7 separate regions of the Mus musculus genome follow, and all the other regions are linked to region 4. Evidence: chromatin loops called from intact Hi-C (ENCODE). Cell type or tissue: heart. All regions are shown on one strand. Links, peaks and the distances in the headings refer to the core of each region. The heading gives the core; the rest is flanking DNA. Region 1 overlaps Nrp1 (neuropilin 1). Region 2 has its middle 69 kb from the start of Gm32643. Region 3 has its middle 52 kb from the start of Gm32590. Region 4 holds the start of Nrp1 (neuropilin 1). Region 5 has its middle 220 kb from the start of Gm32590. Region 6 has its middle 160 kb from the start of Mir21c. Region 7 overlaps A930035F09Rik (a long non-coding RNA gene).

What was found. Peaks named below come from ENCODE experiments on the same cell type or tissue, not always from the same donor. Only the 100,000 strongest peaks of a DNase experiment are listed, where the experiment ranks them.
Region 1: it touches region 4 in a loop (6-fold over the local background); 5 of 42 quality-filtered maps call a loop at or near these places.
Region 2: it touches region 4 in a loop (4-fold over the local background); 3 of 42 quality-filtered maps call a loop at or near these places.
Region 3: a loop joins it to region 4, with 2.9 times the contacts of the local background. A loop is called at or near these places in 2 of 42 quality-filtered maps.
Region 5: it touches region 4 in a loop (5-fold over the local background); 10 of 42 quality-filtered maps call a loop at or near these places.
Region 6: it touches region 4 in a loop (8-fold over the local background); 5 of 42 quality-filtered maps call a loop at or near these places.
Region 7: it touches region 4 in a loop (4-fold over the local background); 10 of 42 quality-filtered maps call a loop at or near these places.

Annotation. Positions count from the first base shown.
Region 1 is chr8:128,435,351-128,439,807 of GRCm38, forward strand. All of the region lies in intron 6 of Nrp1 (neuropilin 1), which reads left to right. Among named protein-coding and RNA genes, the nearest start is that of Gm32643, 55 kb to the right of the region's middle. In heart, for the core only: no CTCF peak of the experiment used is centred there; DNase peaks (open chromatin) are centred at 601 and 2,311.
Region 2 is chr8:128,560,207-128,564,663 of GRCm38, forward strand. No RefSeq gene overlaps it. Among named protein-coding and RNA genes, the nearest start is that of Gm32643, 69 kb to the left of the region's middle. In heart, for the core only: no CTCF peak of the experiment used is centred there; DNase peaks (open chromatin) are centred at 2,635 and 3,755.
Region 3 is chr8:127,751,789-127,756,245 of GRCm38, forward strand. No RefSeq gene overlaps it. Among named protein-coding and RNA genes, the nearest start is that of Gm32590, 52 kb to the right of the region's middle. In heart, for the core only: no CTCF peak of the experiment used is centred there; a DNase peak (open chromatin) is centred at 2,213; H3K27ac peaks cover 416 bases.
Region 4 is chr8:128,355,822-128,360,278 of GRCm38, forward strand. It overlaps Nrp1 (neuropilin 1), which reads left to right and starts at 3,252. Exons shown (of 17, transcript NM_008737.2): 1 at 3,252-3,811. The coding sequence starts at 3,739. It overlaps A930035F09Rik (a long non-coding RNA gene), which reads right to left and starts at 2,416. Exons shown (of 3, transcript XR_879381.3): 1 at 1,560-2,416. Mir1903 (microRNA 1903) reads left to right here and starts at 3,420; the gene lies at 3,420-3,499. In heart, for the core only: CTCF peaks have their summits at 1,479, 2,393 and 3,765; DNase peaks (open chromatin) are centred at 1,540, 2,090, 2,380, 3,380 and 1 weaker place; H3K4me3 peaks cover 3,833 bases; H3K27ac peaks cover 4,000 bases.
Region 5 is chr8:128,022,890-128,027,346 of GRCm38, forward strand. No RefSeq gene overlaps it. Among named protein-coding and RNA genes, the nearest start is that of Gm32590, 220 kb to the left of the region's middle. In heart, for the core only: no CTCF peak of the experiment used is centred there; a DNase peak (open chromatin) is centred at 2,522; H3K27ac peaks cover 1,920 bases.
Region 6 is chr8:128,111,464-128,115,920 of GRCm38, forward strand. No RefSeq gene overlaps it. Among named protein-coding and RNA genes, the nearest start is that of Mir21c, 160 kb to the right of the region's middle. In heart, for the core only: no CTCF peak of the experiment used is centred there; a DNase peak (open chromatin) is centred at 1,928; H3K27ac peaks cover 1,953 bases.
Region 7 is chr8:128,265,666-128,270,122 of GRCm38, forward strand. The region is part of intron 1 of A930035F09Rik (a long non-coding RNA gene); the gene reads right to left. Among named protein-coding and RNA genes, the nearest start is that of Mir21c, 10 kb to the right of the region's middle. In heart, for the core only: no CTCF peak of the experiment used is centred there; a DNase peak (open chromatin) is centred at 1,816; H3K27ac peaks cover 3,149 bases.

The sequences.
Region 1 (4,457 bases), core at 205-4,204, 79 kb after region 4:
CCTTTGTGATTCTAAATCCTATCACACTGGCAATCATGAGTAACCATCACACCACTACCCAAGGCCCTGTGCTTGGTTTCATGGAGTCTTATGTGAAAATTTTGCTTATATGCCAATCAATTGGTGGAAGAGTAGGCAGAGCCTGTCTTTCATTTATTGCCTGATATATAAAAGTGACTAACTCCCAGGGAGAAGAGTCTCCATGCAAGAAGAAAGTGAGATGGTTTATCCTCTCTTCATGTCTGTTGAAGTTTCAGTCATTTGAGCACAAATATAGTATTCTGTTTTACTTTGCAAAGATCAATATTAGTTTAACATACACTTAAGTGAAAGAGCCCATTACAGGAAAGTGAACTCATGCTAACCTCTGAATGATAACACTGAGCCATGTGGAGAGGGTGGGAAAAGATGAGGTCTCACTCGGGATGGCTGAAGCCTGTGCTAGATGAAGCCAGAGGTGAAGTTAATTTGCTCACGGTAGCTTGTCTTTCCATGTCTCCAAATCCAAAGCAGCTCCCTTTGAGTGACAGACACAGCTCTGAAGGAAGCTTGCATTTTTGCAGTGCTAAGCATGTCTGCATGGTAATGCACTTCTATTCTGGGTAACATAGACATTACTCAATAACAGAGACCCTGTGGTCCTGCAGGGGTTCTGAAACTGCCATAGTCGCACTTCTTCTGCGTGAAACAGTTCTTCATTGGCAGAAATACAGAGACAAAATGGGCATTCCCAAAGCACTTATCAATGGGATGGGATCTTAAGAATGCTCTCCAAACCTTTCTCTTGTGGGATAGTGGAGCCAGGAGAAACATGGAAATAACACTCCCCAGGATTGTTTCTATTTATATTCTTCCACCACTGGACTGCCTGAGTGCAGGGGGTCAGACCTTTACATACCGGGCTGAACAAGGGGTGGCTGTTATCTGAAAGGCAGAAGAGGAAGGACAATTACTGAAGCTGTTGAAGTTCCTGTAAAAGCAGTTCATGTCTCAGTGCTATAGCTTTGCCACACAGCCACGTTTAGCCTACCTCTCCATAGGGAAAGGGACATACTATATTCAGTGAATGTACTAATAAGAGTGGCATCTGTCATAATCTCCTTCCCATTGTTGCTTGCCTCTGAAGTGACCTGGCCACTTAACAGCTTTTGGACACTATTCTTTTTGAGGTAGACTCTCACATAGATCAAGATGCCCTTCAACTCCCTACATACTTGAGAATGCCCTTGAATTTCTGAACCGCTTGCTGCCCCATCCCGAGTGCTGGAATTACAGATATGGATCAAAACACCTGGCTTTATGTGGTGCTGGAGATGGAAACTCAAGGCTTCCACCCTTTCAATTAGCTTCATCCCCAATTCCAACACAGCACAGATTTGATCCAATCCCATAATCCTGGAAAGAACTGAAACTCCTTCATTCTAAAAGCAGAGACACTGAGGCTGAGGAAAATCAGCAAGTAGTCAAGGTGGGACCCTGAACTTGGGAGCAAAGCATGCAGAGCTTCCAGAGTGACCTGCTTCTTAACGTCACCAAGTGTGGTGACTTTGTCATTCATTCTGTTTCACATACCCGGTCACTCTCATGAGCACCAGACTCTGTCCTCCTCTCCTCTCTCAGTGAAGATGCTCCTGTTGGCTATGTGTAGAGACTTTGCCCCTCAGTGGCTATGAAAGGTGACCATCATGAAAGCTGAGCTTCTCCCTCACATTGAGGTAAAATGGTCTTCCTTTTCCCTTGGCCCTCACAGCTCATTTACACACTTATGTCTGTGTTCACAGCAGGAGCAGTTATCATCCACCCCTCACCTAATTATGAATAATTTCATGTGCTTCCAGCTTTTCTGAAGCTTCTTGGAAGTGTTTGGCTGGTTGTTTTCATCAGATAGATGTTTTATAAATTAACCAACAAGTACAGTGTAATTCAGCAGATGAAGGGCCGAGGCAGGCGCTGCTAATCACGCAGCATAGCACGTACAGCAGTACACACGTACACTTCTATTTTTATGCACATGATTATGCAGATGACATTTGTCTTGATTTTCAGCTTTATCCCATTTTGCATGAAATATGCCCCCACAAAACACGTTGCTGTAGCAACAACTAGAACAAATACTTGCATGTGTTAAGTTAATAAAGCAACATTGGAAACTGGCTTTCCTTAAAGACAGGAACAGCCTTCGGTTCCCATTGTTTTCTCTAGGAAATTACCAAGTAACATTTAAAAAAAAAAACAACAATGCATCGTTAGCCATGGATATGAACGTCCACACTGGCACTTCCTGTGAGATCTGTTGTCTGCAGGAAGCTTCAAAACAAGAGAAGGAGCCGCCTGGTAAGACGGAACATGTAGGGAAGTCCCGACTGGAAGGTTCTCCAATGGCCACACCCTGCTCAAGGCCACTTCACAAAAAAAAAACTCTTGTCAGTGAACACAGTTGAGCACACTATAACACTGTTCCCCCAGAATACTCCATTCTATGGTCTGTATTCTAAGGTACTTATTAACCATAATCTTTCTTTTTCACTGTATCCGTGGTACAAATAAAATCCTTATTTTTGTATACATCATTAAAGTCTAACCTTAGACTTATGGAAATGAAGTCCTTTCCTTACAAAACAGTGATGTGTCATTTAGTCACTGAAGCACCTCCAGCCATAGCACTAAGAATCTCAGAGAAACACAAGCTGTGTTTTTCTTTTCTTCCACAAAAGTACATATCATGTTGCATTTGTTCAAGAAACATGGTCTCATAGATACTAACTATAGCCATTCACACACAAAGCAGAATTTAATTTGTTAATTATTCCAATGTTTTATTAATGATGGTGTTCCCCACACTGTAAACAGATTTATCCTTCCAGCTTTAATTAAAGCTCTTGGGAGCATTTTCCTCAAAACAACTGTGACTTTCCCTGATTAAAATGCCAGGAGATTAAAAAAAAAAAAAAAAAAAAAAGCAAAGCTACAGCAAGAGACACAAGACTGGGTGGGAAATGAACTCTGCTGATCCCAGATAAATAAAAATGGCAGCAGGGAATAATCGATTATGACCACTGCCACCCCCAACCCCCAGTGATTTCAGAAAAAGAATTATTTGATAAGCCAGCTTATTCTGAAACTTCATTCTTCTCTAAATAGGAAAGCATTGTCTTTTGTAGGAAAAGAAATTTTGTAACACCCTATTTATGGCTCCAAAGGAGCAGAAAGCAGTTGGCTTCATAGCCACATTCTGTTTGTTTCGTAAGTTAGCCCTAGTGTGGATTATTCACACCTGAACAAACCTCTAGGAAAACAGTAGTCAGTTATAACTTGCTGGCATTGGAATCTGAGGGAACCTGAAGCATGGGACAAGGACTGGGCAGATAGCTGTGCAAGCATGAGGCCTTGAGTTGCCCCCTGATCCTATGTTAAAAAGCCTTCTATAATGGAAGTTGTCTGCAATCTCAGCACTGGTGAGGAGGAAATAGGAGGACCCCTGGGGCTTGCTGCTATCCCTGTCTAGCCCATTTGGAGAACTCCAGGAAAGTGAGAAATTCTGTCTCAAAAAAACAAGGTAGACAGACTCATGCTTCATCTCTGACTTCTGCACACACACCATATACACACAAGCATTGAATTGTCTTTTAAGAGAAGACAAAACCAGTTGGACTTCTTTCAAGGACCAAACGAAATAAATGTTTCATCCTTCAATCAACATTAATATACATTTTAATCATCTTTTAGGTAGGAAAAGGTGCTTGCTTATCCAGTTCCAAGAGATGGATTGGAAGTCCTTGCTTTGCAACCTTGAGAGTATTCTTCAAATTGAAAGTTAGAAAGTGACGTGATTTATCATAAAGATGTAGACAGCTATTTATGTTAACAAATTTTAGACAGTGTTTTCTTTCCCTTTGTGCTTTCTGGACCGATCCTTTGTTCTCAGTGCTAAGTATGGAACAGGTACCTCATTTGAAATCATTTTCAAGTTTCTAGAAATTGCCAGCATCTTTTGGGTTTACAATCTGTAATGCTTTCTTCATGATCTCTTCCATCTGCCAAATTGACTAATCCAGAATGTGTATACAGCAGGGTTATTCTGACTGTAAACACTCTGTGTTTATACACCAAACACTCTAGGGGGTGCATTAACTCATTCAGATCATTAGCAAATTGCTGAAATTACAATAAAATGATACTTTATAAATCTGTAACTAGAGAACTGACAGAAATAGCTCACTAGGTTTCCCAAATGTGGAATGGTGCCTGTAAAATATAGTCTTAGCCAAATTAGGAGAGTACAGGTGTTCAGTTCAGTGTGCATTCGTGTGTGTGTGTGTGTGTGTGTGTGTGTGTGTGTGTGTGTGTTACAACTAATATTAGTACTCTAAATGTTTGCCTGGAAGGTATATAAATTTTACTTTAAAATATTCCTCCAGGTCAATCTTGGCAAGTCCTTTTACTCTGAACCTACAGAC
Region 2 (4,457 bases), core at 154-4,153, 200 kb after region 4:
GTTTGCAAATAAGGTCCTAGATTCCATCCCTAGACTGCAAACAAAATGAAACCATGGATTCCCAGACAGGGATCAGAAGCCTGGACTGTGTTGCTGAGTTATGCTGGCTGTGGGGCTTTAAGAATGCCAGGGGAGCACTCATCCAGGTAAGCAACAGCCACAGCCCGAGCTCTTCAATCTCTTTCATTTTCATGCATTTGTGCATTGCAATGATAAGCCTCACACTGCATGCAACCTCCAACCTCATGTATAGAAACTAATTAGAATAAAAACTGAGTTTTCTATTCCAGGATGCGCTGTTCTGAAAGCTAATATTTACTTTTTAAAACAACAGGTGCCCCTAACAGCCTGTTGTGCCTTGGAGTCAAGTGTCTAAGGAACGGGGAAACTGCCATCTGAGAGCTGCTGACCACACTGGGTCTTTATGTCATGATCCTTCTTCATTTCTTTTCCTTCTGAATTTTCAAGCTGCTTATCAGGGTAAGTCAGCAGTGTGGGGCCCCTTCCTTCTCTCTGCAGAAGGATTTCACATGGCAAGCTGGAATTTCCTTTATTTAATATGCTTGAAAAATCTACAATGCTCTCACTGATTTCTTCCTAAAGTAGGGGTATCCAGTCCCACAGTCATCACTGACAAGATGCTCAGTGTAGGCTCTACACAGCACCATAGTAATTTATATTTCTCGGGGGAGGAGTAAACGCTGACAATTTCTGTCATGCAGAACCTGAACAGCCAGCAGAGCTCAGAACACCCAATGTGTTCAGGAAACGGTGTAAAGGACCCAGCCATGGCCAGAATAGCTAAGCACATGTCAGACAATTACTGAGGTGAGATGATAATCATGAATTAGAAAAGACAATAAAAAAGGGCTGGAAAGAATGGCTAAGTTGATAAAGTACCTGCAATCAAAGCATAAAGACCTGTGTTTTATCCCCAGAACCCAAGCAAAAGCAATCACAGTCCTACACATTTGTAACCCCAACCCTGGTAGCCAGAGAGGGCAGGATGATAGGGGGACTCCTGGACCTCAATGACAAGCCATTCTGGCTAGCCAAATTGATGAACTCCAGGTCCAATTGAGACCTTGCCTCAAAAATGAGGGTAGAGAACGGCTGAGGAAGATACCCAGTGCCAACTTCTGAACTCCATATACAAGTATGCATTCACATTCACAACACATGCACACACATACACACACACCACAGAGAGAGATGGGGAGATTAAGGGAGGGAGGGAGGGAGGGAGGGAGGGAGGGAGGGAGGGAGGGAGGGAGGAAGAGAAGAGAAGAGAAGAGAAGAGAAGAGAAGAGAAGAGAAGAGAAGAGAAGAGAAGAGAAGAGAAGAGAAAATAGAAGAGAAGAGAAAAGAGAAGAGAAGAGAAAAGAGAAGAGAAGAGAAGAGAAGAGAAGAGAAGAGAAGAAGAGAAAATAGAAGAGAAGAGAGAAGAGAAGAGAAGAGAAGAGAAGAGAAGAGAAGAGAAGAGAAGAGAAGAGAAGAGAAGAGAAGAGAAGGAGCAAGGGATGTTCTACTGAAATAGGCTATCCACTTTCTTTCCTCCTATCCAATTATTCATCACTCCAGGTATGGGACCTGCTGTTTATGAAACGTTAATATTTCATGGTAACTAATTACAGCTGTTTTGTTAACATTACCTCCATAAGGCATGGTGCCAGTAGTAATTTTTAATTTTATGCAAATTGTGACACAACTGTTTTGTGTGTGCAGGAGCAGTGGGAGTAGGGTGCACAAGGAGGTCAACTTCAGGTGCCATTCCTCAAGAGCCATCTTTTCTCAGGAGCCATCTACATTGTTTTTTTGAGACAGGGATTCTCACTGAGATCTATAAGACTTACCAATTAGGCTAATTGGTAGCACCAATTATGTGTGACCAATAAACTTCATTGATCCTCCTGCTACCATCTCCCCAGTGCTGGGATTACTTACACAGGCATCACCACATCCAGCTTGTATATAGGTGATGATAGGAACAAAGCTCCATTGCTCATGGTAAGTCTTCAGGCATTCTGCCACTGAGCTAACTCCCAGCCCACATTACCATCTTTTACCTTTAGAAATCAAACCATAACATGGAGTAGAAAATAGATGTTCCAGACTCTGCTTTTATTGAATTTCCCAGAAATGCATGAAACTAAGAAATATTTCCTAGGATTATTTTGTGGAACAAGTTCAAAAGTGTCCCATGGCTGAGTTGACTGAGCTACTTCTGGGTCTGAGCTGGGAGTCTAAAAGCTGCAGCCCAGGCAGCCCAGGCTATCTGAGCCCTGCCCGCACAGGGGAGAGCAGGGAGGATAACACTGCAGCTGGTAGCCAAGACCACCATAGGCTCAGTCTCGAAATGATGAGCTCAAGAAAGAACATGTCTGTTTTGATTTGAAAAAAGGAGGGGTCTTTGACATTCAAGGAGCTGAGGAAATGGAGTTAACCCTCCTGAGGACATGTCAAGGGGAAGCAAGCACAACTGCAGCCCCTCTGGGGCCCTGCACTGGGCACCAGGAGCCATTCCTGACAGAGAGACTATTAAACACTGGAATGAGATGCTCTGGAGGCTGAGGCGACCTCTACTCTTGGCAGGTTTGGAGATTATTAAGTAGATTCCCATCTGCTGGAATGAAAGTCACGGGGTGAATGCTGGATGGCTTTCACAGACCTGGTTCATTGAAGGTCTTCACACCCCTGTGGTTAGAGGAAAGGGAGCGGTAAGTGGCTCTCCACCCACTCCCTTAGACATTTCCTTCCCTGTCAGAACAATAATGTTTTTCTTATCTTTTCTGAGAGTATATGTATCCTGAAGAAATTGCTACTTTTTGTTTGTTTTTTCATAAAAAGTGCCAACTGTATCTGGTGGTTTTCTTTTCTTTTTTCTTTTTTTCTTTTTTAAAAAGAAGTCTCTGCAAGGCAGTTGGAAGGTTTGGACAAAGCCATTGTGCAATAGCCAGCCCAGAGTTTACACAGCCAGGTCTACACAGTTCTTGAAGAGAAATTAAAAAAAAAAGCTAAGGCAGGGGTGGATCTCAGTGTTCTCTGTCAGCAACTTTGGGGATTCTGTCAAATTCTGAGCTCAAGTAAGACTGCTCCTAGCATTCAGTCAGGGTGCTTCAAAGAAAACCCACAGGTTTCTCATAAGTCTCTGGCCTAGAAATGTACAGAGTGGAATACCATGAAAACAGTTTCACAAAACAGGTGACTTCATGCATGCTGTAGGAGAGAGCATAGGACTTCTGTACTTGACAAGGTCATCTTGGGAGGAGGACCAAAAAAAAAAAAAAAAAAAAAAAAGCAAATGAATTCCTCTGTTGATTTATCTTCCCATAAAGAGTAGCCATTTGCACTTTCTGAGCATCAGATTCTTCATCTATGAAATGAGCATTCACGTCTTTTCCTTATTTATAAGGTCACTGTGAAAGCTAGCTGAGAACATGTTTGCAGGGCATGTGATACAGAATATACATCTGGTGTTAATGGTGTCCTTTACCCTGTGGGTAAGGGGACATCTGAATCTCAAACTTAAATGAAAACCCCTGGGAAACAACTGGCAAAAAGATTCCCAAAACTTAAAGGACAGATCGTGCCCATTAAAGCCATCAGCCGTCACTTTCCATCTGTCTTCCTGTAGCTCCCTCTCTCCTGGGCATTCTGTGCATTCCCAGATGCAGAAGTTGCTGTGAGACTCATTAAAGTCATTCAATTGTTCTTTCTTCCCTTCCAGAAGAATTAAGGGTGTCAAGGCCCAGATGCTGCCCTAGCACTTTCCCACAACAGAGACTCCCCCGTTGAAAGAAATGACCTTCTGACCCTGTCCAACTAGAAGGTTGTGGATTTCTTGAGTCAGGGTCACCTAGGGTGAGTTATATTCATAGTTGTTCCTTCCTCAGAGCTGTTCTGGGAATTTGGGAATTACAAGTCATGTCACACACACACACACACACACACACACACACACACACACACACACACACACACACGGTGTACACACCCCGCCTGATCCATACAGAAGCATCTACATCTGCATTCCACATCCACACTTCCTGAGTGCTTTGTTTCCAATTCTAATTTATCTTATACCAATGGGTTAGTCTAGAACTTCAGCCTCCTGCTTACAGTACTTCCCAATGGTCTAGGGAGCTGGCTCAGTTGATAGAGTGTTTGCTTCACAAGCATAGGGACCTGATTTCCATCCACAGCATCCACGTTAAAAAGAAACAATAGTAACAAAAAGACAAGGTGGTGTTCCTGTAATCCCAATGGGGCTGGGGCTAGATTTCAATGGAACTCACTGGCCAGCATCCTTGTTTAATTGTTGAGCTCAATGACTCTTAAGAAGTGACACTCAAGATTGACCTATGGCTTCCACATACATATGCACACACATGTGTACCTGTGTGAAGATATTCTCTATTGACTGACCTGCTCACTCTTCACTAACTGTTTCAGGAAGA
Region 3 (4,457 bases), core at 184-4,183, 600 kb before region 4:
CAGCACACGGTGGGCATAAAAACTAGATGCCAATTTGTAAGCTAGGACCTTACCTTCTGAGTGCATGCTATATGCCACGTATGTTAATAAGCCACATTATCCTCACAATGGCTATACAGGAGGAACATTTCCATCAATTAAGACTTGACTTGGCTGCCTACGAGAGAAAGCTCAAACCAATGCTGACTTAACTCCTAGTGTTTATTCTATCAATATTGAAGGGCATGTTAGTCTCAGGGCAATATAATTTTCCCTGGTGTCAACAATGTTCAAGTTTTGCTTTGCTTCTTCAGCATATTTAGAGTTTGACTTCACTTTTAGACCCTGCAATGACTGCTGGAGTCCCAGCTATTATATTTACTTTCTGAAAACTAGAACGGGACAGAGATATAAAGGATATCTTATGACCTCCTCTGCTTAGAGGAAGCCTTTCTAGAAGTCCCATAAACGTTTCTCTCCTTACCATGATTAAATTCTAACACATTAGTTCACATCTATTTGTAAGGGAGACTGGATGTGTCTTAAAGTGAATAGAAGCAGTTCTGAGTGTCTGGGGTTATGGGTAATTCAGTACAGTGAATGCTGTGCAATCAGGAAGCCCTGAATCTGGATGCCCAGGAGGCACATAAAGGTTGCCCATGATTGCATGTCTCTATGACTAGCACTGTGGAAGGAGGGTATTGTGAAAGGAGACCCATAGAACTTATGGGTCAGTTAGTTCTAGCCAGTCAGTAAGGGCTGGATTTCATAAGCAAACCCACTCCCACCCTCAATATTTTATTGATTCTTTGTGAGTTTTATATCGTGCAACCCAGTCCTACTCATCTACCTGTCCCCTGTTATCTGTCCTCTGCCCTTGCAAATCCCAGAAAATAAAAGCACACAAGCAAACAAAAATAAATGAAATAAAACAGGGCATAGAAAACCTCCAATGGAGGAAGCTGTAGTGTGTCACAGTGTGTCCCACAGTATACCCCTCTGTTCACACATCTTCATTTGCAAATGTTCATGGCAGTGAGTTCATTGGTCTGGTTCGAGGTCTCTGTGACACCATCACAGGGTCACAGGGATCCTCACAGGAACTTCTCCTGGTTATCCTGTTGCTGTCCTGTGTCATGGAGATCCTGCAGCTTTGGATTGGCAGGACTGGCCCTTTCATGTGCCCCAAGAGTTCACAAATGATGTCGATTTTGGGGTGAGCCATCTCAAAGCCCTAAATCTGGACCTGGGTGGTAGCTCAGCTGGTTAGCCTGCTAACTCACCCTTACTTGCACCACCAGGGTGAGCTCTCTAGCACTGCTCCCATAGGCAGGAGGCAGGGCTAGCTCGCCAGGCTCTCATGCTCTTGAGGCAGGACTTACCCACTCCCACACATCCACAGCCAGCTCCACTGTGCAATCCAGGCAAGGCACAGGGCCCACTCTCCTAAGTGCAGGTTTGGGCCAGTGCTACAGGTCCTTCGTTCCCGTGGCGACAGGAATGACACAGACACCAAGTCAGGTTCACGAAACAGCTTCATTACTTGTTCTCCTTCTTGCAGCTTTTCTTACAAAACTCCCCTTACAACAGCTTCTCTTACTACAGCTAGCTTCTACTTAGGGCAAGGGCTAAAACACTATATCGTGCTGACTGACCTCCTTCTAGCTCCACCCCACCTCATCCAATCAGAATTCACACATGCTCCAGGCACAAGCTCAGGTAAGTCACGGATAGGCTGACAGGTCCGGATCACGAGGAACAATCCAGCCTGGCAGGCAGCCCACACATGCAGCCTCACTGTGCATGCTCGGGCAAGGCAGTAAACATCTTGGTCCATGTGGCTGCATCCGCTTCCCGCAGGCCAGCTCTCCTGCTCTCACCCACTCAGGGTGGGCTCATCCACACATTAGCCATTAAGACCAGCTCCACCATGTCACCCAGGCTAATGTGACAGCTAGTGAGAGTCAGGAATAGCTCTTCCACTCTCAGAACCCTGTGGTCAGCTCTCTTGACTGCCCCAGGTAACAAGGAAGAAGGCATCACCTCAGTGCCCATGCCACCTTATGGCTGAGGAGTGGCAGGGCCAGCTCACCCTCACCCCCGCTACCAGAGCCAGTTCCACTGTGCTGCCCTGATGAGGCTCAGGGCCTACTGCAGCTGATGAGATGTGAGGTCAACTCTCCAGAGAGCCACAGTCAGTAGGGGGTGAGGCCAGCTCTACACAGCCTCTGGACATCCACATGGTCCCTGGCCGGCTGCCCAGACTACGGACATCCTCATGTTCCCCGTGTAATAGACACTGACCCCTGCTGCTACATAGCCATGGACCCAGACATGGCCCTCAGCAGCAACACAACAACTCAGACTCAAAAGATAAGGTGGAGACAGACAAAAGACTTCTGATGCCCACTTTTGCCCTCTACTCACTTGAAAGAACACACACACACAAACACACACACAGAGACTTTCTTTCTCTCTCTCTCTCTCTCTCTCTCTCTCTCACACACACACACACACACTACACACACTACACATATTCATGCATGCACACACATTTTTAAGGCATTAATAGTAAAGGAGAATGAATACATTTTTGCTGAGTCAGCAAAATTCTCAGGCTTACTTGTTCCACCTTTGGTTTTGGATGTGTGGGCATCTGGGCTCTTCATGTTAACCAGGTCAGGTTTCCAAGACTATGCTTTGAATCTGAGAGACCATCCCTGCTTCTCTCCCAAAGTGGTGAAGGTGAAGCCCTACTCTGTGCTGCACACGACTTCAAATCTTTGAAGTCATCTTGACTTTCAGCTTTGGAGAGCCATTCTGTTTCTAGAATCTCACATGTAGACATAACTGGGTTAGTTGTTAATGTTCATACCTTGGAATATTCACAGAAACCTTATTCATTCTATGGAAAAACACAAAAACAACCAAAATGCCCCTGAAAGAAAGTAATTAAATTACTAAATCCTAAAACATTGATATAACCCAACACTGTGGCTACTAGAAACGTGTTCTTTGAGAATACTCACAGGCAAGTGTGGAAAAGCTGGTACATTATATTAAAAAGACTGAAAGTAGTCATCACTGTAATGCCAACTGTATGGGTAGGAAGCCAGCAGCACAGAGAGACTTGGGGTGTCCCCATCAGAAGGGTGGGAAGGTTCTTCTCACTGTTTCCCTTCACTCATGCTACTCTGAATTTAACATGTTTGTGTGACCAGTAGGTTTTGCTCTTGTAGTTAAGAAAATCTCACCAGCATCAATTGGAAATATGATTTCTCCCCAAAGATAGACATTCTTAAAATGATTGGACTGCTTGTTCAGCACGGTCAACTGTGACTAGCAGTTACAGCAGCATGACTTCATAAACATTTACAGAGTGCTAGTCAGATACAAGCAACCATGATTCTAAAACTTTGAGGCATGGCTATAGATAAGCAAGTCAAGAACCTCAGTAGGGTTCTTGTCGAAGAATGGTGCTCGCTGGAGATGGTGCTCATGGGAAAAGGCTGTGGCCCATGTGACAACCCAGTGCCAAGGACATCTTCAAGACTGGTTAGGAGCTCAGTAAAGTATACTCTTGTTTGTGTGGGTGGGGGTAGGGGGGTAAGTGGTATCCAGAGGACTACATTTGTTGGCATTCCTCAGGAGATCTCTCTCTCTCTCTCCCTCTCCCTCTTTCTTCTGTCTTTCTTTTCTTTCTTTCTTCTCCTTCCCTCTTTCTTCCTCTTTCTCTCTCTCTTTCTTCCTTTCTCTCTTCCTTCCTTTCTTTCTTTCTTTCTTTCTTTCTTTCTTTCTTTCTTTCTTTCTTTCTTTCTCTTCCTTCCTTCATTTCTTTCTTTTCATTCCTTCTCTCCTTCTCTCTTTCTTTCTTCTTTCTTCCTTTTTTCTTCTCCTTCCTTCTCTCCCTCTCTCTTTCTCCCCTTCTCTCTTTCTCTCTCTCTCTTTCTCTATCTTTCTCTCTAGGTTGGCTAGCTAGCCCAAGCATCTTCCTGCCTTTACTTCCCTGTCTCTGGAATTTCTGATATGCATCATCATATTTTATTCTTTATGTAGATTCTTGGGGTGAAACTCAGCCCATTATACTTATATGGCAAGTATTTTATTAACTGAATCAACTCCTCAGCCCATGTACTCTCATTTCCAAAAACAAACATTTTCATCTGCCTCAGTGGCAGAGCGGTTCCTCATGCAGGCTGTTCCTCAGTGGAACTGGCTACTTGGTCTCTTTATGTAGGGTCTTAGAAATTTAATTGCCCATAGAACCCATTAAATAAGGTTGCCATCTTAATTAAAGAGATGACAATGGTAGGCCACATTCACCTGTGGCACGAAAATCCCAAGAAGTTTCTGAGGTGCTAAAATGTCATTTATACAGCAGTGATCTGATCTGTGTTCATTGTTGATACCACCGTTAGCCAGGGTTTCAGGAAAAATTATAATCCTGGTTTCTCTTTGGTTGGCACCCATGAGAATGT
Region 4 (4,457 bases), core at 246-4,245:
ACAGACTGACCTTGAACTCACTCTGACCTTGAAACCCTGATCCTCATGCCTCCTGTTCCAGAGTGCTGGGATCGGGGCCCCATACCACCAAATGTGTAAACTGCAGTTTCTCTTCTTCCATGTTAGATGTTGGTTAGCTCCTAAGAATTCTTTGTTTCTTTATTGCCATAGGTTTGACTTTAAAAACAACACAATGCATAATCTTGACTGCACTTGATGTGGTTTTGAGCTACACTGGGATCCCCATATTGTACCCTTGAGAACTAGGTGGTCCAAAGGCCTTCTGGGAGCAATGACTCTCTTATTTCTAGCAAAGTGATGTGGCTTGGTGAAAGGAGCAAGGTTTTTCCACCCAGCTAGTTCATACTGGCTGTGCTCAAACAGGCCCCAACCTCAGCAGCCCCTGAGGTGGAACTGACCATGGACAGCCTCTATCCAGCACGGTTAGGGCAGCAGATAGATAAATCACCCGAAGGTAGAAGCAGACCCTGTCTCCTAGGCAGATCTGTGATATCAAGAAGAGGGATATGTGCACGAGACCAAAATAAAATCAAACTAGGAATACTGCCAAATTCTTCCTCTGTCTCACACTTGCTCTCCTATAAAGCCACTCTGTTTCCCTGGGTGGAGAAGTACAGGTATCTAAAATGGCCTGTCTCTCTTGATGGGATCCTATGGCACAGGAAAAGGTTGTTAACCAGAACGGTTAGCAGTATACCTACGCACTAGCTGGCAATTATTTATTAGAGTGGCTTGGCTCCATTTCTCAGACCCACTGTGGAAAAGAAAAAGTGTCTAGGAAAGCCTCAGTTCTGGAAAATGAGAAACAATAGCTTTAAGTATGTTTCCCCTAAAGTACACACAGGGCATGCCTTACAACCGAGAAAAGCTATCAAGAGAACTTAGGGGCTGAGCCAGAAAACTAGGAGTCTTTCACTGGTTCCCCAAGCTTCTTGTTTCTGGGTATGGGGAACTGTCCCTTCCAGGGCGCACCAGTTGATCACTCAAGTGTCCTAAGTGTGCCCCTTATCTCACCCGACCCAGGGCAGATTGGTTAAATACAGGCTTCAGCTTCGCCTGGGCTAGCCAGGCAAAGGGGTTCCTCTTCGGAAAGAGACAAGGATCTGGATCTCCACAATTTTGGCCTGGTTTCCCTCTTATGTCGACTCGCCAAGTCCGGCGAGGCGCCTGTCCGTTGGACTCCAGGACTAGGGTGGCGCGGGGTCACCCTGAATCTAAGGCTTGCCCAACATAGTTGGAATTGGCAAGGATGCGCCCGATGCCTGGCGCAGGGAGGCGGGGACACGCGCTCCGTGTGGCACATCGCCAGGGCTGCCGCCCCCCCCCCCCCCCCCCCCCCGCCGCCGCCACTCTCGTTCCCCTAGCTTTACCCTGGGCGCGGCTATCGCCTAGACCTTGCCTGCAGAGGGCCAACGGCCTCACGACTGCCCCTTCCGCTCGACTCAGGCGTTTGACTCCCGGCCTTCTGGCACGCCCAACCAACCCACCCGGAGTTCCAAAGGGTCGGAGAACCAAAGAGGAAGCTAGGGGCGACTAACCGGGGGCGCTCCGGGGCTGGCTCTCTGCACGCAGGGTTGGCGCTGCGGTGGGGCAGGGAGGGAGAGGCTGCGTTGGAGGCGGGGCTGGTAACCAGGGCCGGAAAGAAGGCTGGACTCTGGAGCCAGTGGGTCCTGCGCGGGAGCCCAGGAGGGAGATCCGCACAACGGACAAGCCTCAATTCAGCGCCCAGCCCAGACATCCAACGCAGAGTCCTGGCCTAGGGCACCAGTGTCCTGAGCGATCTTTCTCCCTGAATGACCCTAGTTTTTCAGCCAAAACCTTTGACCAGAGTCTCCTTGCCAGCATTCCCAAATCTTTGCAACCCCTTGTACCAGGTAGGAGTCAGTCTCTGTGGTGGCAGTATGTCTATAAATGCCACTTCCCAGAAGGCGTATGACCTTTTCACCTTACCCACCAGCTCCTTCGGAGGTCATTGAGCCCGGTATATGTACTTGATCAGAAGCCTCAACCAGTTTATGTCCCTGGGTGTCCTTGCTATTCATAAACCAAAGCCACCTGCTGCAGTTCTCGGAAAGCCCTCGAGGATGGAACCGGACTACATGGGGGAGGGGAGGCACTGGGCAGACACCAGGGACGCACCTCGTAAGTGGGTGGCGTATGAGGCTGGAGGATCAGTAGACACAATTGCCTGTAATCTAAACCTGGCACTAGGAGACCCTTGCAAAGATCATCCTGTCACCCTCACAAGGGGTCGTTGCCAGTCTTATCCTTCCCTCGGTGTGCACAGAAATGGGTCCCTCGACCCCTGATTCAGATTCTTGGAGTTCTACGTGGCTGGTCTGCGACTGTTGGCGGCTGCCCCCTAGCTGAAAGGCGCGCCACCATCCATCCTCCGAGCTCATGTAACCCCAAAGAAGAGGGGACCAAATCTCGGGGAACAATGCAGCCTGAAGCGTCAGGGGTGGGGATGGGGGTATCAGGTACCCATCCTCGCCTTTATGCACGGCGAGGAGACCTTGTTCCGCTGCAGCCAGGGTCCGTGCTCTAAGAAAGTCTGCCTATGCTTTACGTGGCAGACTGGGTCACAGTTCTCTAAGATCAACAGCGTGTCTCGCAGAACAACCAAGGCGTTCTTCTTTTAGTCTAAGTCCTACTCGGAGCGTCCTGGAGCGCCCGACTGCTTCCTGCCCCAAACCTCAGGCTGACACCCAGGAAGTGAAAGCGGGGACTGACAGCGCGATCCACGCCTCCGGGGGCGCCGGTACCTAGGGATTAGGAGTTCCGTGAAGTAGCAGCTAACCCCGGTCTCTCGGAACTCCTTGACTCCAGGATCCTCGCCTACACGAGCAGCCTAGTTCAGTTCTGGGGTGCAGAGATCTCGTCAAGGTAGACTAGCCTGCCACTGGGGCTGGTACCACTTGTACTGCCCCTTCTGACACACATACGTGACCTTGCGCTCTGGGCGCAGACAACCTGCTCCCTAGTGACCTTCTTCCCGCGGAGAGCACAGCAGGGTACCCGGAGGTGGGGTGGAGGGGGGAGCCCAGAGGACCAACCGGGAAAGCACGCGGAGAGAAACTTGTGTCTCTGAATCTCCAGCCAGGCAATCACTGGCAGAGCTGTGCGGGGAGGGGGCGGGAGGAAGGGAGGGAAGGGCTCTGGGAGGGAGGGGGAGGTCGGAGAGAGAGGCGGGTGCCAGTGGAGAAAGTCCTTGCTCTCCCGCTCATCTTTTCATTGCTCTCTCTCCTTCCCGCAGACAACCCGGACCTCCTCTGGGCGCCAGCTCCTCGGCTCCAACCCGTCCAGAATCAAGCGGGATTTTTTTTTTCTTTCCCTCTAGAAATTGGCTTTGGTGTGTCGCCCGCCCTCTCCCCTCCTCCTCGCAACTCCTCCCCTCTTTTTTTTCCTCCTTCTTCTTCTTCCTGAGACATGGCCCGGGCAGTGGCTCCTGGAAGAGGAACAAGTGTGGGAAAAGGGAGAGGAAATCGGAGCTAAATGACAGGATGCAGGCGACTTGAGACACAAAAAGAAAAGCGCTTCTCGCGAATTCAGGCATTGCCTCGCCGCTAGCCTTCCCCGCCAAGACCCGCTGAGGATTTTCTGGTTCTTAGGCGGACTTAAGAGCGTTTCGGATTGTTAAGATTATCGTTTGCTGGTTTTTCGTCCGCGCAATCGTGTTCTCCTGCGGCTGCCTGGGGACTGGCTTGGCGAAGGAGGATGGAGAGGGGGCTGCCGTTGCTGTGCGCCACGCTCGCCCTTGCCCTCGCCCTGGCGGGCGCTTTCCGCAGCGGTAAGTGACAGCCGGAGACGGGAGCAACCAGAGTGCCCGGGGCTGCCGAGTCCCCTCGGGCGAAGGGGTTCCAGCCCCAGCCACGGGACTTCCAGCCCCAGCCACGGGACGCGCGCACGGCTGCCGGGCGCAGGAAACTTGCCTGCGCAAGGAACGGAGAAGTCAGGGCGTCTGGGGCAGGAGGACCACAAACCCTCGGCCCCCTGCTCCAGTTGGTTGCTGGCTTCTCCTGCCTCTGTTTCGAGACAGAGCTGCCTACCTTCCCAGATCAGCACACCAATTATCTTAATAATGTTTCCTCCCAGAGGCAATTAAATGAGACTCCCTTTCAAAAATCTGATGGCTGCTGAGAGTTAATGAACACTTCACCGGGAGGACTTCCTGGTTCTCCTCAAAACACCCCTGCTCGGTTTCCTCTGGTGGGCGACACAGAGAGATAGCGGTCAGTCTTGGCGCTGGAACTCTCCGCTGCCTTTGTAAACCGTCTGTGATCAGTCTGAAGTATGAATGAAAGTCGCACTGTCAATAAAGGCTTTGGATCTATTCAGTGTGAGGTACCAGCGTGTCTGAGAATTCGTAACCCTGTTGCAGCTTCCAGTTGGCTTTTAAAACCACTCACTGTTAAGTAAATGAAAGGCAGTCCTGG
Region 5 (4,457 bases), core at 206-4,205, 330 kb before region 4:
AAACTGTTTATTCATGATGAAAATGGTGCATACAGCTTACTCAGGGTGGGCCAGAGATTAAATATCTTTTGTAGGAAGGAATGTCCGAAAAGGGAAGCTATTTGGCTAAACTCTTGGGTGGGTTATCTAGGTATCTCATTAGCACGGAGAACTCTAGGCTCTATGCTACATGACTAGTCCTTATGTTGGGTGTTGCGGTTGGAAGCAAATTCGAATGCCTACCATTCTCAATTATGAGAACTACCAGGGTTTCTTAATCTGCTCAACCTACCCAGTTTTTTGTCTACTTGTTCCACAGATGGTGGGTTGGATTAGCAAGTTAAAGGTCAGGTCTGGACGTGTTTACAGAACTCTTGTGGGCTAATCAACCATCCTGTCCTTCTTTAAACTGACCAACCCTAAATTAGGGAAGAAAACTCTTTAGAGACTTTAAAAAACTCCCAGTTCTCAAGGAGAGAAGCTGGGCTTTGGCTTCCTGTGTCCCCCTTTACTTCTTGCAGTCTCCTCTCTCTCTCTCTCTCTCTCTCTCTCTCTCTCTCTCTCTCTCTCTCTGTGTGTGTGTGTGTGTGTGTGTGTGTTTGTATCTGTGTGTGTGTCTGTGTGTGTGTACTCGTGCACGCACGTGTGCTGTGTGTGTCTGCTGCATGCGTGTGTTTTCTCACTCTTGATGAAACCCTCTCTTCAGCTGCTGATTCTGTGTGTTCCTGTTTGCTGTGTTCATGATATCCCTGGCTGTAACCTGTTGTGCTCAAGATTTTTATTGCCTTTTAATTTTTTTAACAGAATTCTTTAGCAGAGAGAAGGAACCCTGATGAGGACCCCTAGCTGGAACATCAGGACATCTTTACCATAAACAAAGTCAACAGTCTTGTTTGAGATTCCCAGGAAATTACTGGGAACACCATGGGAGACCTTGAGGACTCTGTAGCTAAGGACGAGTCAGGGAAAAAAGTTAGCTAATGGGTCATCCATAAAAACAACACAGAAAGGAATCCCAGCCCTTCATGCTCCCTCTGCTGCTTCTCCCTACCCAGAGCAAAGATTCAGGGAAACCTCAGTTAAAATCAAAGAACAAGGAAGAAATGTGTGCTCGAGCCCCTATCTCAGAAATTAAAGCCACAGCCACAGTTAAGTTTTCATTTGATCTTCCAGACTGTTCAGATGAGCATCAGTGTTACCAGAAAAGGGTCTGTGGTCAACAGAGCAAGAATACATTCTACCCAGGAGACAGGATCAGGGTCAAGCTCATAGGAACTGTTGCTTGGGTCTGGTGGCATCATGCGTGAGAGAAATGTAAAGGCAAGCTGCCCTGACAAAGGAAAGGACCAAAAAAAAAAGTTTTCCTACTAACTTTTATGTGCATTCATATTTGTGTGTGCACATGGCAGGATGGAAGCAGACAGATTTGGAGGATCCAGAAGACCCCTCGGGTGCTGTATTGTATGCCTTGCTTTTTTTTTGAGACAATCTTTGTGAGAATTGCTGATTAGACTAGACTGACTGGCCTAAGAGTGTGAAGGATCTTCTTGTCTCTCTCTAGTGCTGGGATCACAAGCACACACTACCATATCCAGCTTTTTATTCACATTTGGCTGCTATGGATTGAACTCAACTTCTGTCTGCAGAGCAAGCACTTTACTGTCGCCTCAGACCTTCCCTAGTATCTTGGATAAAAGTTCTCAAATAACTAACTCTCCTGGGTTAAAATATTACAGTTTTTAATAACAAAACATTAAAATGATAGGGTTAGTGTCTAAAATGACTATGATGCAGAATGACGAATACCCATAAGCCAGCATGCTTGCTGAGTTAACTAATTCTATCCCCCTACCTCACATTGCAAAGAGCTGACCCTGAAGGTGAGATGCTTGCTCTCCAGGGATCTCAGCTGCCTATAGTTAGGGGAAAGTGGCTAAAAGGAGCAGAAGAAGGGACTAAGGAAAGCTGAGTGCTTACCAGGGAAGACTGGATGGACTGCCCAAGGCAGGGGGGGGGGGCGGGGGGGGGGGCGGCTGGTCCTTCTTCTTGTAGCCAATGTGAGAAACAGAATTATAAGAGACCCAGACTCCCCTGCCCCCACCCTGATATCCTAAGAATAGGCCAAAAGAAAAGGGCATGAAATGGTGTTACTGGGAGAAGTGCCAAGACAAAGAGATATTCAGATTTCTGGGGACAAAGGCCATGTGAAAGGAATTTTCCTTTCAACACACAGACACACACAGAGAGACATAAACACACAGAGATACACACACATACACACACACACACACACACACAGAGAGAGAGAGAGAGAGAGAGAGAGAGAGAGAGAGAGAGAACACTGTGTGGCTGGCAGAATGAAATGAATTAGCTGCACTGCATCAACTTCAAATTAAAATAATTTCAAATGTAGCAAAAGAGAACGTGGCAGCGGGCCACCGTCTTAAACAGAACACATGGACAGGGCCTGGGAATGGAAAGCAGAGCCATTCCAAGTGAACCCAGAACACGGAGCAGGGGCTGGAAGAGCCAGTCCAGGCTGCAAGCAGCTGGGAGCTAAATGTTTCCTCCTGGGCCACAGAGAAGGGAGGGGTGTGGGGACTGGAGAGGAATGGAAGCCAAACCATCCATAGGGCTGGTACAGGGCCAGATGGCCACCAACCAGAGACATTGGTTCTTGTGACTCGGGTCACTGGGCAGGAGGGGCCTGAGATCTTGACATAGGGTAAAAGACCCAGAAGAAGAGCAGACCCTGGGCTGAGAGCTTCTACAGCCTCCAGGGGTCTGCACCCTGGATGCCAAAGCTCCCCGGACAGGAAATGAGTGAGACTCCATTAGATTCCAGAGGAAACCTCAGACTCTGGCAACAATAGCAAGAAAGAAGGCTGGGCACAGCAGTTTGTTTAATGTGGATCTGTAAAGGTCAGGGTTAAATGTTTGTGAAAGTTCTCCAACAGGGTTGCACACATAGACCTTTGGGGACGGAGGGAAGACATTGCCTCATGCACAGCCCAGGCACCCAAAATGACTTATATCTAGAAGACTGTGACCCTTGCTGTACAGAAGGACCTATGGCCGTCCACACTCAGAAGGAAAAAGAGATCTTTGGTATTGTTTTATAATCCAGGGACAATTTTCACAGTGATGCAGAGAAAGACCAAGGGTTTAAGGCCAGAGCTGAGGAGATAAAATGAGTGTTATGAAAGCATGAGAACCTTGTGTCCACATTAAATAAAAATAAAAGGAGCAGGAGGAAGAGGAATAGGAGGCGATGGAAAGGAGGAAGAGGAAGATATAAGGGCAGAGGCCAGCATTATCATAATCCCAGGACTGGGACAGGAGGGTCCTTGGGGCTCCTCTTTGTCTGTGAGGATATTTCCAGAGAGGTCTCACTAAGGAAGGAAAATGTCTGGTCTAGCCAATTGGAAAGCTCTAGGTTTAGATGATGCATAGATAAAGAAATAGATAGATAGATAGATAGATAGATAGATAGATAGATAGATAGATAGATGGTCAAAGAGCTGAAGCAATGTCTCTGCTGTCAAGAGAGCTTGCTGCTCTTGCGGAGAACCTGCTATTACTTGCACTCACATCAGATGGCTCACAACCATCTATAACACCAGTTCCATGGGATCTGATACTCAATACTGGTCTCTAAGGATCCCTATACACATCATGTGTTTCATGTACAGACTTGAAGACACACACACACACATACACATAAGATAAAAATTAAACAATAAAGAGTACTTAAGAACTTTACCTGATGTTGACCTCTGGCCTTTACATATGTGCACACACAGGTACACAGACACATTTACTTGGGTATATACAAACACAGATATACACATACATACATACATACATACATATATACATACACACATGATGCATGCATACATATATACATACACATCAAAATGAGTTTTCAAAAATAAGTTCCAAGTTAGCCTGGGCTACACAGTGACAGCCTATCTCAAAAACTGAATTAAATAAATGAATGAATGAATGGTATAGGATATTAATTTTATTTGGTCAAGGTTACCTTATCTTATTTTGAATTTTAAAAAAATCTACTTCAAAATATATTCACAGTACCTGGCATCTTACTCACATAATCCTGATCTGATAATTTCTCAGTAAATGGCCGCTATTCCATATCACTGTGAGTCCAGCCTGCCCTTCATAGACTTGTGTTCCCTTCTGTGGAACCAATCAAGCTAGGCTAAGAATATTTGAAGAAACAATCGTGTCTGTCCTGAATTATATTCCTTTGCTGATTGCATAAGCAATACAGCAGTATGGAAACAAGGCATGCATGCTAAATTGGCTGCTCTCAGTCACTTTGAGATTTAAATACACAGAAGATGTGCAGAGGTTACATGCTGCTTTAGTGAGTTTCTCTGCTGCTGGGATAAATCACTCTGAGCAAAAGGATTTGGACAGGAAAAAAGTTGTTTTTTGTTATTTTGTTCTGT
Region 6 (4,457 bases), core at 103-4,102, 240 kb before region 4:
AAAGTGATTGTCTTGTATGCCTGAAGACTGGAGATTGGTCTTCCAAACCCACGTAAAATGTTGAATGTGGAGTGTACAATTATATTCACAAGACTGGGAATCTGGAAACAGAGGGATCTCTGGGACTCACCCACCAAACAACCTTTCCTTGTTAGCAAGCTCCAGATCCCAGTATGAGATGGTCTCAACAGTAAAGGTAGATGGCATCTAAGGAAAGACATGTGAGTTTGTTTTCTAGCCTTAACACACAGATACACACACATATACAAACACACACAGACACACACAGACAAACACAAACATACACAGATATACACACATACACACACATACACACACAGACACACACAGATGTGCACACATACTTATGCACCAGCACACATGTACACACAAAACAGAGGTAATAAAGCAGGCCTTCTTTGAAATACACCTAGTATGACAAATTCATAAGTGTTCAATAAATGCTATTACTTTAAAATTAATAAATATTGTAAGTAGTTGAATGTAGTGGTACACACCCATAATTCTAGCATTTGTGGAGATGAGAAATGATTATTTTGAGTTCAAGACCATTTTGGATTGCATTCTCTCTCTCTCCATATATATGTATGCATATATATATATATATATATATATACATATATACAGTGTGTCTACATATATAAGTACATCTATTTACATATTAATATATAGCATTATGTGTATAATTATATTAAATAGTTTAATGGCATTTAGAATGCCTTTCTTTCTCAATCTATTCGTAGACCCAGAAGGTTAAAAAAAAACTATAAAAGTTTCTAATGTTGGGAGCCAATGAAGTCCTGAGTAAATAAATGTGTTTTGCTAACATGAGCATGGCCATGTCAAGAACCCAGTGTCTCAGACCCATGGGACTAGTAAGGCCTTCCTTCCCTGGGTCAGGATCAGAGGGAATAACAACGTTTTCCTCTTGTCCCAATTTAGATGTTATGAATGACTGATTTTTATCTAAAACCAGTGAACGCAGAAACTATCAACTACAGCTTTCTCCTCCCAAGTGACTGTAACTTGGAACTGCCCCCCTAAGAGACCTCTTACTGAGATTAGCTACATTTCTCCCCTTCCCTGCTGCATGCAGTAAACCTGCCTTTTAGCTCTGGTAATTGGACTGAGTTTCTGGATTACTGGTACATCCCCATCAGTTGCATGGCACACCCAATCCCAGAGTTTCTCTATATAGGTCCGTGTCTAACCTTCCTTCAGTCCCTTGTAGCCCCAAGCAGGATCAATCCCTAAGCTATGCAGGTCAAGGCATTCTATTTATGGCTACACATTTGTCTTTTACTCATTTCCCTTAAATGATGGGCAGTATCTTTACCCAAATAGCTAAATCAACCGGTTCCCTTCCTGATCTGCCTCCAAGCAAGAACACTCTGCAGGAGGAGGGAAACTGCACATTTCTCAGTGTTGTTTCCCAAATGAGCAGTGTCAGATGCAGAATCCACCTTTCTGATGATGACCTTGCCCAGTGAAAATTAAAGACTCATTCATCTAGAGACAGCCAAATGTAAAACTACACTTGTAAAATAACACCTGCCAAGTTACTGCCCTTCAGCGACTTGGCAAACAGTAAGCGGATGAACTCAGAACACTTAGGGATTCAGGCTTTCAGAAGCCATCATCCAAGGTGGTACATGGATCTTTCTGAAAGGAACTTCCTGCTGGATTTCTTTGCTGTGGTTTCCTTCCCACGCACCTGAAGCTCATGAAAGCAAAGAGTACATCTATCATGCAAAGTGGGACTTGTCTGAAATAACTGGAATGAAACCAAAGTTGAATGCTAGGAATGCTCACCACAGATACTGAGCATGGACCCAGGAGATGACTCATTAATATCTGGCACTGGCTCACAGAGGGTCAGAGACAAATCTCATACTCACAGCCTCTGTGCCAAGTCCTGATTGCAGGGTGTTCACTGACAGCCTTCAGCAGCCTCACCAATCTGACTGGAGCCAAAGGTTCCAGCCAGCAAGGTCAGTATGTCCTTCCCTATGTTGCTTTGTCAAGACTCAGAGTGAAGATGACTGGAAATGCTTAGCTAATTGAAAAAAATTCTTTTTATGAGTGTCTGTGGAGGGGGTGGGTCATGTCTGTGTATGGGTGACCTGTTCTATGTGTTTGTGTGTGTATGTGATTGTCAACTTTGGCTGTTGCCTCTATTTTTCTAGACAAGGCCTAGACATCACCAAGTAAGCTGAGCTGGCTGACCCAGGGATCCTACTGTGTTCACCTACTCAGCATTGGGGTTACAGCTGTGTACCTTATGTCTGTTTTTTGTTTGTTTATTTTTACAAGAGTTCTAGGGGGTTTGAACCCAGGTCCTCATGCTTGTATGGTAAGCACTTTAATGACTAAGTCTGCTCTACAGTCTCACTTAGCTCGTATTTAGTGATCTTCTCCTTAAACTATATATACCTTGTATTTCCTATACGATATATAGGGCCCTGGAAACACAGAGCAGAGGTCTCAATCTCCTATCCATCCTTGAAAACATTCTGATCTTCACCATCTATGGTGCCATCTCTAGCCCCATGTCAACTTGACCCAAGCTGGAGTTATCACAGAGAAAGGAGCCTCCCTTGAGGAAATGCCTCCATGATATCCAGCTGTATAGCATTTTCTCAATTAGTGATCAAGGCAGGGAGGGCCCAGCCCTTTGTGGGTGGTGCCACTCCTGGGCTGGTGGTCCTGGGTTCTATAAGAAAGCAGGCTGAAAACTTTATATGCCCCAGTACAGGGGAACGACAGGGCCAAGAAGTGGGAGTGGGTGGGTAGGGGAGCAGCATGGGGAGAGGGTATAGGGGACTTTTGGGATAGCATTTGAAATGTAAATGAAGAAAATATCTAATAAAAAAATTAAAAAAAAAGATATAAAGCAGGCTGAGCACGCCAGAGGAAGCAAGCCAGTAAGCTGCACCCCTCCACAGCCTCTGTATCAGCTCTTGCCTCCAGGTTCTCACCCTGTGTGAAGTCCTGTCCTGACTTCCTATGGTGATGAACAAACAACAGTGTGGAAGTATAAGCTTAATAAAACCTTTCCTCCCCAACTTGCTTCTTGGTCATGATGTTTTGTGCAGGAATAGAAACCCTGACTAAGACCCCTCATCATAGCCTGACAACTTTGTTGAAAGAAATATGTTCATCTACCTCAAGGCCCAGTGGGTTGGTTTTTTTTCTTTCTTCTTTTTCCCCAATGTATAAACTTCAAATGATAATTGTCTTGGTTTAGTTTTTGTTTTGTTTTGCCTCTGAGATAAGATCTTACTCTGTATCCCTAGCTGGGCTGGAACTCACTATATAGAAGGAAGCAGCCTGAAACTCACAGATAACTGCTTGCCTCTGCCTCAGAGTCCTAGGACTAAAGTCACAGGCCACCACACCCAGCCCCAATGCTGTTTGTTCTTTAAAAGAACAAAAATGACTTCTTTGTCTAGCTGTCAAGATGACAGATAACCTGGTTGTGCCAGGAATGCTTCACATACTCTCTGACAGGGGCTTGATCCTCTAAATGTTCCTTCCAAACTCCCAGGTGCGTAGAACTCTGCCTTAGTAGTTCTTGTCTCTTCTGCCATTGGCAGTGTTGATAGTATTTGAAATCTCTTAAGGAATCTATATAAAGTTCCCGTTTATTCCTAAAGTTGAATTTTTGTTTCTTTTGGTCCCTGGAGTCTCTGAAATCAGGGCACATCCTATGGGCCCTTCCTGGCATCTTTCCCACTTCTAACTTAAGGAAGAGCTTTAGGACACCTTGGTATTGAGAGAATCCATTAAATAAAAGCCAGGAAAGGAGGAAGGAAAGCAATTGCCCTGGTTACCACAAGGGCTCTTGGATTGCTACTTTGTATCCCCTGTCTGTTCCTCTACTTCAAGACTAAGAAAGTTAAAAAGGTCATCTGAAATCACAAAACCTCTCCTGTTAGCAATCCATATTAACCCTTCACATGGTCATTCCACTTTACCTTCAGTTGTTTGGAAGCAAATCTGATTTTAAAAGCCCACTGCCCATCAAGGACAAGTAATAGCAGAGAGATGACAACCCATTATGAAACAGCTGACAAAGTAACTGGGGGAGAGAGCTGGGTCCTTGCTCAGAGTCCTGATCATGAAGCATGTGCCCTGAGCAGCCGATGTGTTTATGTATGAAGAAAAATCCAACTTTTGCCACCCAGGATCACTCCATGGAAAAATCACACCAACCGATCCCACCTCAGGTTAACATCGAGCCCTAGACCAGGGGATGAATCAAATTTTAAAACCTGAACATCTCCCCCAACAAGGGTAAATGTATCTGGGCAGCCTCCATGGAAAGACACGTACCTTCAGAACCTAACAGGTGCCTGTTAGGTGAAAGGGGAAACATATTCATTGCCATGATCAGGAACAGTAAGAAGACATGACATGAATGGACCAGGTCACTT
Region 7 (4,457 bases), core at 233-4,232, 90 kb before region 4:
GGAGGACGGGGAGGGGGGGGGTGTTCAACATCAGACTGCACTGGGTCTTAGTATTTTGAGATTATAACACCTAAAAGTCTTACTTCCTGGTCTGCCCCACCTCTCGTGGAACTGAATTAAAAAGATTTTTTAAGGGATTAACTTCTTAAATATTTGTGCATTAAGAGGGCTTACACTTTCATTTTACTTAATTTTCAAGGTTATCTGGCTCTCTCGAAGATTTTAAAGTAAAGGGTTTTTTTTTTTTTCATTATAGAGGAATGGAAAATTTAAGTAATTATAAAAGCTTCAAAGTAGAGTGAAAGATGTTTGAGAAATTGATACATATAGACAATCTCCTTCAAGTTTCCCTCCATTTCTCTCTCTCTCTCTCTCTCTCTCTCTCTCTCTCTCTCTCTCAATGTGTGTGTGTGTGTGTGTGTGGTGCCTGAGATCAACCTCAGATGCTATTCCATAGACAATGTCTACCTCAGTTTTTTGAGACAGGTTTATTACTGACCCAAAACTCACCAAGTAGGGTAGATTACTGGACAGTGAGCCACAGCTACCCATTTGTCTCTACCTCCCAACCGCTGATATTACATAAGCATGTGCCACCATGATCATCAGCTTTGTATGTGGGTCTCTTCAGGCTTGTAAGGTGAGCTGCTTTACAAACTGGGCAATAATCCCCCACCCCCACCCCACAGGTTTATTGCTTTGACTCACAAAAGCTTTGCATACAGCCTTAGCGCTAGTTTTGTGAACCTCTAAAATACATCTGTCCACTGCATTCATGGCTAGATTGCCTTTCAGAGCTCAGCCCAGACCTCTTAGCTATAGTGCTGGATCAGCAGCCCTAGTCAACAGCTTCCCTCTGTGTGGATGCTTCAAGTGTGCTTCTGGCTTTAGCTGCTTTTGTTTCCCTGGGAAAGTGTGGGTGGCCCCTTCTGACCTCACTGCAGACCTTGGCTGTGTGTCCCCAGAAGCTCCCAGTGTCTGGCTATGGCACGTATTTACTTACTCTCCTCACCTGAGACTGCTGTACACTTGGTACTCCCTCTGTACTTTCAAAGTCACTCTTGTCCACTCTGACAGACAGAATAGCTATTTTCATACAGCTGTGTTTCCTCTACTGTGGAGATTCTGGCATCTGTTCTTCACTTCTCCGCAGCACTTCTCTTCCCTCCTCATCTCCAAAATCACAAAGATTCATTCTTTCAAAAACCAAAATTTAGATGGAGTCTGATGTACCCCAGGTGGCCTAGAACTCAGCATGTAACCAACAGTGACTCAGCTGGTGATCATCATACCTCCCCCTTCTGAGGGTTGGGACCACAGGTGTTGTTCACCACCATGCTAGGGGATTGGTGGGGTGCTGGGGGTGGAACCCCAGGGCTTCCTGCATACACTCTATCTACTGACCCACACTCCCAGCCCCTCCCCTCATTCCATGACGTTAGAATCAACAGATGCCCCAAGCTTCACGAATCATCCAAAAGCTCTGATCAGCCTGGACATATGCAGAAGACCCGATGTGGGGGACACACTGAAGGCATTTCTTCAGAGCTGATGGAGCAGTCAGAGTCAACTGGCAGCTATCCCCTCAGCCTCTTGCTTCCTAGAAGTGCCATCCCTCAAAGCTTCGCTTTTGATTATTTATTGTCACATAAACAGTCCAAACATCTATCAAACAAACAACCTAAATGTGAACCCTGTTTGTTTCCTCTGATCCCTTCTCAGCTGTCAGTAGCACCTCCCCTCTTCCCAGGCTCAGGAGCAGCAATCATCCATTATTACACTTCCTCCTCAGTCCCTGTTCATTCCCAAGGGGCTCCCCACTCCACTTCCTGAACAGCAATCCCACAAACAGAGCGTTTTCTTTCTCACTTCCCGCAGTGTCTCTAGTTTAGCCTAAAGTAATTTCCTGCTGGAACTGTGGAGAACCTTACCTCCCCACCACCAGCTCTCCCGCTTATCTCTTCACTCCTGGGAACCTAAGATTTTAGTAACAAAAATGTCTTATTTTCTCAGTTTCTCATGTTCCCAGCCCCAGATGTGTTCTATCCATGGGGGATTGTTTTTCTTTTAGATTCCCAGATTGGTTTCTCACTTCTCAATCATCTCACAATATGTATAGGACCTTCCTTTTAAATAAAATTAGTATTTCATAATATGCCTATCTTTTATTTTTTAGCTCATCATTCTTTTCTTAAACTCCATGCTGCCCCTGATATGAGTGGCTGGCCCCAATACCACAGCTCTATGTCAGTTCTTCCTTACAATTCAGAGATTCTCTGCATTGTAGCATATTGGAATTATAGGTTAACACACACACACACACACACACACTCATACAAACTGTACCATATCCTCTTCCAGAACTGTTTATTTATATACAACAAAGACTTATTTTGTTGCTAAGTCGTAAATACATGGTTTCTAAACACTGGTTATTTTGAATCACAACAAGCATGTCACAAGATGTGATCACTGCTATTTCTTTAAGAACACTTCCTGACCTTAGACAGGAAATGGGAAGTGGGCAGCCCTAGAATAGCTTTAAGGAAATACTGTGTTACAGAAACTACTGTGGGGATAACATGGGCCATTTCCTAGCCCAGGTAAAGGCAGGAGCAGAGGAAACCTGTCTCGGCTGCTTCACAGGGAGTATTCATACAAACTGTAAAGCGCCATTCTGTTTATTTAATGGCAGGACTTGAGGACCAGGGAGTGATTTGTCTAAAGTTAAGTGAGGGAGCTGGCTTGGTGCCTACTGTAAGTACGTGACACTGGACTCTTTGAGTCCTCGTCCTTGCACCCGAGTCTCTTCAATATGGTGTTTGCAGTAATGTTTCTGGTGGAAAAGCCTGCTGGGTTCCACAGAAGTCCCTGTTTCCTCTGTTCGAAAACTCATTGGCCCCTTTGTGGCACTGTAGAAGGGCTTTCTCTTACTATCTCAGGTGCTTGCCATGTTCATGTATGGCCCGGTTTTGTTGGCTTCTGTGCCTGATCACTTTGTCTTGTTGCTTCAGAGCTGTAGCTTGGAAAGTACCAAGAGCAGATCAGCTCCCTGTGTGGCCAGGAAATGAACAAGATAAAGGGCAGAGGCCCTATATTTTCCTTAAAGGGTGCACCCCTAACAGCTAGAAGACTTCCTACTACTTTTCTCATCTTCATTTCTGACCACCTCTCAAGGGGTGATCTAACCTTCAATCCATGGGCCCAGAGACATTTCAGATACAGACAAAAGCAGACTTTCTCTTTGGTTCCTCCCAGAGCTGGACAGTACAAAGATGGGTAGAAATGGCCAATGCTGTCCAATTATTACAACTCCATGCTATTCTAGAGACTGCTTCCTGTTTTAATATAGCCCTTCCTTCTAGAACATCCCTTAGAACTCTGTCATAACCGCTTTCACTGCTTAACACCTTGGGTTTGAATATGCAGTAGCAAAATAGAGATTTTTCACTGAAGCAGTTTCAAAGTCTCTTCTAAGACAGCAAGGAGCAGCGTGAGGCTCAGCCCCAGCAGCCCCAGCAGCCCCAGCAGCCCCAGCAGCCCCAGCAGCCCCAGCAGCCCCAGCAGCCCCAGCAGCCCCAGCAGTGTGATAGGAAGATGGAAGCACCCTCTGTTCTTTATGGATCACAAAGGCCTGAGCTAATTAGCGTTATTAGAAAGCCAATTAGACATACATTTTATTTCTCTGTGTGGTGGAAAGGGAGTATGCAGAAGCTGACTATGGAGGAGACACCTTTGCCTGTACTGTTGTGGACACGGTGTCTGGAGAAGACGGAGGGAAACTAGGTGGGGCCTGGGGGCTGTGAGATTCTCTTTCTTGAATATGAACTGGACCCAGTGCTCACACAGTCTTAGACTGTCTTTGGTGTACAACGAGCTTCTTTGCCTCATTCCCTGTTTTCCAGTGAGTTTCCCTTTTAGCTCATCTCCATTTTATTTTATTTCTTTCAGTCTTGTACTACTGGATCGTGTTGAATTCATGTTAAACACATTGTGGCTTGAATATGAAAAGTCCCCCAAGTAGTGGCACTCTTTTGGCAGGTTGTTGAACCTTCAGGAGTTATAGTTTTGCCACTGTGGGTCTGGAGGTACCATGCCTTCCCCTCCATGTGGACTGCAGTCTTCAACTGTGAGCCAATCCTTTCTCCCTAAGGTTGTTTTTGCAGTGTGCTTGGTCACAACAACAAGAAAACCCATACACCTCCTCTTTATCTATATTTGAGAACCATCAATCATTTTCATCCATCCCTCTTCCCATCCAGCCATCAAGGGGTTCTCAACCTTGTTGGATGCCCCTCTGCATCTCTATTAGCTGCTATATCTTGTAGTGAGCTTCAAGATTATTTCTGACCTTCCCCTAAGAATCTTTGACCAGTTATATTAGCTAATGGAAGCAAGAAAATCAGACTTAAAACTCTAATAGCATCTGTTATAAAATATATCACCTCTCTCTCTCT